Regions from separate parts of the Homo sapiens genome. Here region 1 is linked to region 2. A link is a contact called in ENCODE Hi-C or POLR2A ChIA-PET data. All regions are on one chromosome and are shown on one strand. Each heading gives the region's core, a stretch centred on a gene start or an enhancer-like site at or near the end of the contact. The rest is flanking DNA. Distances are from core to core; before and after follow the strand shown. Region 1 holds the start of RCC1L (RCC1 like). Region 2 holds the start of TYW1B (tRNA-yW synthesizing protein 1 homolog B).

The links. Hi-C counts contacts between places; a loop is a spot of excess contacts on that map. ChIA-PET counts read pairs that join two places held with the same protein, here RNA polymerase II (POLR2A). Pooled maps may share reads with other maps.
Region 1: a map of naive thymus-derived CD4-positive, alpha-beta T cell shows a loop between it and region 2 (21-fold over the local background). The contact joins the promoter of RCC1L here to the promoter of TYW1B in region 2. A Hi-C loop is called at or near these places in 1 of 168 maps with a recorded cell type or tissue (naive thymus-derived CD4-positive, alpha-beta T cell), 4 of 37 single-sample maps with no recorded cell type and 7 of 50 pooled maps. POLR2A ChIA-PET finds 5 or more read pairs at or near these places in 1 of 52 experiments (GM10248).

Annotation. Positions count from the first base shown.
Region 1 is chr7:75,071,462-75,075,726 of GRCh38, reverse strand. RCC1L (RCC1 like) reads left to right here and starts at 1,925. Exons shown (of 11, transcript NM_030798.5): 1 at 1,925-2,313. The coding sequence starts at 1,990. RefSeq lists a silencer at 2,020-2,239.
Region 2 is chr7:72,826,383-72,830,793 of GRCh38, reverse strand. It overlaps TYW1B (tRNA-yW synthesizing protein 1 homolog B), which reads left to right and starts at 2,594. Exons shown (of 14, transcript NM_001145440.3): 1 at 2,594-2,722; 2 at 3,809-3,939. The coding sequence starts at 2,719. It also overlaps the pseudogene SBDSP1. RefSeq lists enhancers at 2,045-2,094, 2,330-2,624 and a silencer at 2,425-2,684.

The DNA.
Region 1 (4,265 bases), core at 676-3,175, 2.2 Mb before region 2:
GGAGGCGGGCAGATCACCTGAGGTCAGGAGTTGGGGACCAGTCATGGCCACCATGGTGAAATTCCGTCTCTACTAAAAATACAAAAAATTAACCGGGTGTGGTTGTGCACGCCTGTAATCCCAACTACTTGGGAGGCTGAGGCAGGAGAATTGCTTGAACCCAGGAGGCGGAGGTTGCAGTGAGTCGAGATCATGTCACCGTACTCAAGCCTGGGTGATAGACTGAGACTCTGTCTCAAAAAACAAACAAACGAACAAAAAAACAGACGGCACGCTTGACACAGCAGCTATGAGTTGGACCATGCACTTGCCTAAATGTATGGTGGTCCCCTGTCCCCTACCACAGTCCATCTTTTTTTATTTTTTGAGACGGAGCCTCGCTCTGTCGCCAGGCTGGAGTGCAGTGGTGCGATCTCGGCTCACTGCAACCTCCGCCTCCCGGGTTCAAGCTATTCTCCTGCCTCAGCCTCCCAAGTAGCTGAGACTACAGTGCGTTCCACCACGCCCAGCTAATTTTTGTATTTTCAGTAGAAATGGGGTTTTACTATGTTGGCCAGGATGGTCTCCATCTCTTGACCTCGTGATGTGCCTGCCTTGCCCTCCCAAAATGCTGGGATTACAGGTGTGAGCCACTATGCCTGGCCAATCCATCAGTTTTTTTAGGAGCCAAACAGGTGAACTCAATGGGGAGCTACCCATTGGATAGGAATCACCACCCCTCTGAATCTTTTACATCTTTGAAGGTGGCACTAGCATCTACAATTCCATGTGGCAAACAGTGTGTGTTCTGATTGAATACTGGCTGGGTCGAGACAGGGTAAGGGGACCGATGTGAATGGCTAAGTTTATCTATCCCAAATGGTGGCAGGGAACTTACTACCAGGCGGGTCCATAGACACATTTATTTTTACTTTTATATTTACATTTAATTTAATTTTTTTTTTTTTCAGAGACAGGGTCTCACTCTGCTGTCCTGGCTGGAGTGCAGTGGTGCAATCATGGCTCACTGCAGCCTCGAACTCCTGGGCTTAAGCCATCCACCTGCCTCAGTCTCCTAAGTAGCTGGCACCACAGGTGCACACCATCACGCCGAGCTAATTTTTAAATTTTTTTGTAGAGAAAGGGTCCCACTATTTGCCCAGGCTGGTCTCGAACTCTCAAGTGATTCTCCCACCTTTGTCTTCCAAAGTGCTGGAAGACTGGGTCCGCCGCAGAGAATACATTTCATAGCCCGGGAGACTGGTGGTTTCAGTGCCTTCATGAATTTTACTCCCTGTAGTAAGAGGCTTTCCATGAGCAGTCTTGTGGTCACCACATTTTATTAGTGGGTTTTCCCCAGTCATCTTCCATAAAACAGGCCTGCACAGGCTGGGGGCGGTGGCTTATGCCTGTAATCCCAGCACTTTGGGAGGCCGAGGTGGGTGGATCACTGGAGGTCAGGAGTTCAAAACCAACCTGGCCAACATCGTGAAACCCTGTCTCTACTAAAAATACAAAAATTAGCCGGGCGTGGTGGCGTACGCCTGTGGTCCCAGCTACTCGGGAGGCTGAGACACGAGAGTCACTTGAACCCAGGAGGGGGAGGTTGCAGTGAGCCTGTCGATAGGTTTGAGGGGACCTGGGCAGGGGATGCGAAGGCAGCAGGGAATCGTCCACTCCAGCTCGCTGTCGCTGGAGGACGGCCTGGGGCGGCGTGGGAGCAGACCGGAGCGGAGACGGCTGCAGCAAGGCCAGGTAAGAAATGTCGCGGGGCAATAGCAAGGGAGCAAAACAGGACACGCAGTTTCGCTAAGGGACAAGAATCCTAATCCCGCCCCTAACCCCGCCCCTCACCATCGCCACGCCACGCCTCCCTGAGCCTTGGGCTGCCGTCAGCGCCTTTGCCTTCAACCAGGAGTAAAAGTGGCCGTAGCCTCTTCCGGCGAGGACTGGTGTTAAGGGTCACGCAAGATGGCGGCGCCCAGAGGCTGCTGAGGCGCGGAACGGAGGATGGCGCTGGTGGCGTTGGTGGCTGGGGCTCGGCTGGGGCGGCGGCTGAGCGGGCCGGGGCTGGGGCGAGGGCACTGGACGGCGGCCGGGCGCTCCCGGAGCCGGCGCGAAGCGGCAGAAGCCGAGGCGGAGGTGCCCGTGGTCCAGTACGTGGGCGAGCGCGCTGCCCGCGCCGATCGCGTCTTCGTGTGGGGCTTCAGCTTCTCGGGGGCGCTGGGCGTGCCTTCCTTTGTGGTGCCCAGCTCCGGGCCCGGGCCCCGCGCCGGCGCCCGACCGCGCCGCAGGATCCAGCCCGTGCCCTATCGCCTGGAGCTGGACCAAAAGGTGCAGGCCGCGGCTTCCTCCTTCTCTCCTTCTCTCTCTTCCGCGCTCCCGGCCTCCCTCGACCTGTTCGGCTCTCTTCAAGAAGTTGGCTCCTCTGGGTGGACAGACTTCCGGCAGGACGACCCTCGAGCTGGCTGCAAGCCCAGGAGGGGAAGGCGTTAGGGGTGGCCATCAACATTTATTGGGTGGCAGTGCCAGATGTTGTGCCGGGTCGTGTCATTCGCTTAGCACCCAGTGAGTCGACAGTTATTCCCAATTACAGGGAAGGAAGGGGAGGCCCAGAGAGGTTGAGGCCCGAGGCCCCACCGCTGCTAGCTGTTTATATGCGGTGGAATTCTCACTCAGGCCAGCGTGACTGCAGGAGTTCTGATGTTAGGAAAGCAAAATTCAAAAGTCCATTGAAAATGTATACCAGCTGAGGTGTTTCAATGAACAACTCAGAAAGGGGATTTTTTTGTTTTAATTTATTTTTTAGAGACAGGGTCTCGCTCTGTCGCTCAGGCTGGAGTGCAGTGGTGTCATCATAGCTCACTGCAGCCTCGACCTCCTGGGCTCAAGAGATCGTCCTGCCACCTAGCCCGGCAAATTTTTGTATTTTTAGTAGAGATGGGGTTTCGCCATGTTTGCTAGACTGGTCTTGAACTGAACTCAAGCGATCCGCCCGCCTTGGCCTCCCAAAGTGCTGGGATTACAGGCGTGAGCCACTGTGCCTGGCTGAAAGAGGATTGATTTTAAAATCAAACCATCTTTGGTCTATATCCAACCTCACTGGAAGCCCCGGTTTTCTCATCGGGTCAGTGAAGGGAGGATTGATGAGAGTGTAGTTAAAACACCCAACAAAGACCTTGGGGTTGTCACTGTGTTAAATTCACAGTAGCTGTAGTACTGAGTTTTCCTTTTCATGGTAATAGCCTGAGTACGTAACGGTGTAGTGTCAGTGAAAAGCATGCAGTCAAGTTACTCAACCTTTAGAAGCCACACTTTCTCATCTGCCTTATACTACTGCTAACAGCAATAAGAAATAGAAAATATAATAACAAAAGCAATAACAAAAACTAAACAACAACAACAAAAAGCATACAATATAGGCCAGGTGCGGTAGCTCATGCCTGTAATTTCAGCACTTTGGGAGGCCAAGGCAGGAGGATCATTTGAGTTCAAGAGTTTGAGACCAGCCTGGGTAACACAGTGAGAACTCATCTCTCTGTCTCTCTCTCTCTCCATATATATATATATATATATATATATATATGTATATGTATATGTATATGTATAAATTTAAAATACAAAATAGAGTACAAAATATAGGTTTGTTTTTTTTTTTTGATCTGGCTCTGTTGCCCAGGCTGGAGTACAGTGGCGTGATCATGGGTCACTGCAGCCTCGACCTCCTGGATTCAAGTGATCCTCCTGCTTCAGCCTCCCATGTAGCTGGGACCAAGCTTAAATTTTGATTTTTTCATAGAGACAGGTTGTCACTTTGTTGCCTAGGCTCAAAATATAGCTCTTACCTTGAGATGGGTACTATTCCCTATAAGGGCTTTAGCTATATTAACTCGTTTAGTCTTCACAACAGCTTAGTGAGAGAGATGGTACTATTATCATCTTTACTTTTTAGAGAAGGAGAAACAGATATAGAGGTAAAGTAATCTATCTCAGATCACACAGTTGGTAAGGATGGGGCCAGGATTCAAAACTAAGGAGATCTGTCAACTTACCTACCGCGCTAAGAGATGGTGGTGTTTTTTGTTTTGTTTTGTTTTGTTTTGTTTTTGAGACAGAGTCTTATTCTGTCACCCAGGCTGGAATGCAGTGGCGCCATCTTGGCTCACTGCAACCTCTGCCTCCCAGGTTCAAGCACTTCTCCTGCCTCCCGAGTAGCTGAGATTACAGGCGCACGCCACCATGCCTAGCTAATTTTTGTATTTTTAGTAGAGATGGGGTTTCACCAT
Region 2 (4,411 bases), core at 1,345-3,844:
GTTCCAAACGCACTGATGAGATCTTCCTTCTTGGCAACCTGACCTTAGGAAACATTTACAAACACTGAGTGGGTCTGCAGAACTTCATCAAGGTCTTTTTCCCTTGTGAGGGCAGGAGAGAAAGTCCTATGTGAATATACTTGAAACTTGGACATGCATTTACATTTAAATACGAGATGGCAACAACATGAACGGCAAGACACAACAAATCCCCCTGATGACCTTTAGTGTAGAGGGCAGTTTTCTTCCCCCCCCGCCCTTAGATGGAATTTCACTGTTTTTGCCCAGGCTGGAGTGCAATGGCGCGATCTCGGCTCACTGCAACGTCCGCCTCCCGGGTTCAAGTGATTCTCCTGCCTCAGCCTCCTGAGTAGCTGGGATTACAGGCATGCGCCACCACACCCGGCTAATTTTGTATTTTTAGTAGAGATGGTGTTTCATGTTGGCCAGGCTGGCCTCGAACTCCTGGCCTCAAGTGATCTGCCCGCATCGGCCTGAGGGAACATTTTCAAAACTCAGAACTGTATTTGCCCTACCATTTGCTCACTGGAGAAAAATGTCATGGGAGGACGTAAGAAACACAAGGGTGGGGTGCAGACAGCTGCTGCCACGGAATGCCAGTCCCTAGATGGCAGCAGTGAAGACACTACGCACTTTAAACTGCTAGGGCTACTGAGATCTATGACAGTATTCGGAACACTAGGTTCTCAGCCATCATTATTCTAGGAAAAGGACCACAATTATGAGATTTCTTGGCTGCAGCTTTTATGACACCAACAAAACAAAACCCCAAACCAACAACCCAATCGGAACCAACCAAATAAAGAAACCCTTGGCTTAGGCGCCAAGCTCGGACAGCGACGTCTCATGCTCACAGCAGGAATGTTCCATTTCCTCCCGGGCCAACAAACACCCCAGCCTGGCCCATTCACTCGACTTGGGCAGAGACAGGCCGCCTCGGAGGTGACGGCTCAGGCCCAGGCCCAGGCCCGAGGGAGGGGGCTACTCACAAGCCGCTCCGCCAGCCGACGACCTTGTTTTTGTAGCAGGCGATTTCGAAGCGCTTCCTGGCGCGCTTCATCCGTACCACGGCCACATTGGTTAGGCGGATCTGGTTGGTGGGGGTGAAGATCGACATCGCGGCTGTTCAAAGACCCAGAAGCCGGCAAACCAGGGCTGACCCGCGCCGTCCAGCCTGAAGGCCACCAGCGCCTCGCGGTAACGACCGAGCGGCGCGCGGCACTGACCCAACCACAAGTGCGCGGCGCCGCGACTCACTAGCTTCAGGCAGCCGCCACAGCGTGTCTGGCAGGCTTACTTACTGCGCAGGCGTCAGGTGGAGCAGAAGCCGGGAGGGGAGAAGTGAGCGATGACGCCTGCGCATTGTGGCTTTTACCGCCATCTTTCCACGCCCAAAAAGGGAGGTGCTTTTCCTTGGCGTTTTACTTTCGCCAATGAGCTGAGAGCTCTGACAGGATGCTCGCGGATGTTTAGTGACCGGGTTGAAACACAGCGTTGGCACCACCTCGTTCCGCGGAATTCAAGGGCCAGACCCACTTTATAATAGAAATTTTTTTATAATGGAATTATTTTATGATAAATATTTTTATTTACTCACCCTTTTATAATAGAAATATTTTAACATAAAATGTAGACAAAAAAGTGTAATGAACCTTCCATGTACCCATCACCGCGCTATCAACATTTTGCCATCCTTGTTTTATTCTTTTTTCATTTTTTTTGTTGCTTTTTTATTTACTTTTTTTTTTTAAAGTCAGTCTCACTCTGTCACCCAGGCTGGAGTGCAGTGGCAGGGTCATGGCCCCACTGCAGCTTCGACCTCCTGGGTTCGAGCGATCTTCCAGCGTTAGCTTCCCAAGTAGCTGGGACTACAGGTGTGAGCGGCCACGCCAAGCTAATTTAATTAAATAAATAATTAAAAAAATTTTTTGTACAGACGAGGTCTCACTATGTTGCTCAGGCTGGTCTCGAACTCCTGGGCTCAAGCGATCCTCCCGCTTCGGCTTCCCAAAGTGCTGGGATTACAGGTTTGAGTCACAGCGCCCGGCCGGTTGGGGGTATTTTAAAGAAAGCATCATATGGTTTCAGCATTAAATACTTCAGCCTATAGCCCTTAACAGATACACGCGACGAGATTAACTACAATTCCTTAATATCATCTATTAGATGATATTAAGTCATCCTCGGGGTTTACCCTCGGGGTTTCCCAAAAATAATGCCTTTCTACAGTCGGTTTATTTCAATTAAGATCCAAACAGGCCCACATAGCATTTCCCCCGCTCCCCACTCCTTTCCTCTTTTAATTTTCCCATGCCAATCATTTCTCTCTGGACCCGCCTTTTCCCAGTCTGAGCCAATCCAAACGGAGGCGGAAGCGCTCCGCCCTCATCGCCCGGAACTCCGGGCGGTGCTTATTTCTGGACACGCCCCCTTTCCCCTCTGAGCCAATCGGAGCAGGGCCGAGAGCGCACCGGGCACTGGCTTCCTTTCCCGGAGCTCCGGGCTTTCCTCTGGGCCCACCTCTTCGTCCTCTGAACCAATCAGGACGGGCCTGGCAGCGTCGTAGCTGCCCACAGTTCTGCAGCCACTCGGTACGGCGCTAACGCCGCGAGGTAGCTCGGTGCGTCTCGCAGTACCAGTGCGAACCTTTGGGCTCTCCAGGTCCGAGATCCTAGTCTCCTGTCGGCTCTGAGGAGGATGGGTAAGGGCACTCGGCGGGCAAGGACCCTGGGGCGGCAGGGGAGGTAAACGTTTTACTGAGACCCTCTCCGGGCGGAGTGGCGTCCTCGGTCCCCTTCCTTCGGAGACTGTTGCACTTGACAGCACCGGCTAGCCGCCGCTGAGAGCAAGGAGGACCGATCCCTACTTTTGACCTGGCTTTTGCCTTTTGAGGCTAGGGGGTTAGACAGAAAACTACCCCTCCCACTTTACCCACGTGTATTAGGACTTTTGCACCTGTAAAGCCTAAATTTCAGGCTTCGACTTTTGAAATTGCTGCCAGGTTGAACGTTTGAAGCCAGGTCCTTCCATATCTCTCTTAAAAAAAAAAATGAGACGTAAGGTCAGTTACTTGAGAATCTTTTACAAGTTTAACCGTGAGCCTTTGAAAGTACAGTTAGTAAAAAGAATACTTTTACTACTTAAGCTTTTTTTATGGAGCAAGCACAACAAAACAATTAACTTAATTTCACATGAAGTATTTTTACTTTATGTTCCTTCTCTTGCTTCTAAATGCTCATTTCGAAGTGAAGATACAGTTTTATATTCTGTTTTTTCTTTGAGTTAGTGTTAACAGTATGATAATTTTATTACGTTACTACATAGTGTGTTATTTTTATTACAGTTGATTCCCCCGCCCCCCCCACGAGATGGAGCCTTGCTCTGTCGCCCAGGCTGGAGTGCGGTGGCGCAATCTTGGCTCACTGCAACCTCTGCCTCCCAGGTGCAAGCAGTTCTCCTGCCTCAGCCTCCCGAGTAGCTGGGATTACAGGCGCGCGCCACCATGCCCGGCTAATTTTTGTATTTTTAGTAGAGGCGGGGTTTCACCATGTTGGCCAGGCTGGTCTCGAACTCCTGACCTCAGGTGATCTGCCCGCCTCAGCCACCCAAAGTGCTGGGATTACAGGCATGAGCCACTGTGCCCGGCCAACAGTTGATTTTTAAATTAGATTTCTTAGCTGGGTTGTTGAATGTAAGGTTGGTTTTATTTTCTTCTTAAAATCGGGAAGGATATCTTTGTATATGTAGCTTTAAATGAAATTATCTGTGTGTGTCATTTTAAATTTAGATCCTTCTGCGGATACATGGGACCTCTCCTCACCTTTAATATCATTATGGATAAACAGGTTTTACATTTATCTGGGCTTTGCTGTTAGCATTAGCCTTTGGATTTGTGTCCAGATTGTCATCGAGATGCAGGTAAGTGGAGTTATTTTTTTTAATAGAGTATTTAGGCATCAGATTTTATAGAGGATTTAAACACTAAAAGGAACCTTTAATTACTTTTGTGTTTGGTCTTTAGACATTTTAATGAAATGCCTAAAATAAATTTCTTCTCTAAGTTTTTGGAGACTAAGTTATCTTGGATTAAGTTACTTACTTTTTCTTTGATAGGTGTGTCTCATTTTTAAGATACAGGAAGATTTTTGTAATGAAAAGTGAACCTTTTATATGAAAAACAAATTTGTTTTATACCTTTAAGGGTCAGTAGTCCTCTCTTTCCATTAATTAAGGATCAGAAAATAAGTTCCTACTATTATTCTACTAAAATACCTTATAGGATAAAAGTATGTAAAGTTTTTTCTTGGAGGGAATGGAAATCATGAGCCTTAAAAATGTGGGTCCTGCCTATTAAAGGACCTTATTATACCAAGGGGCTAATATTTGAGGA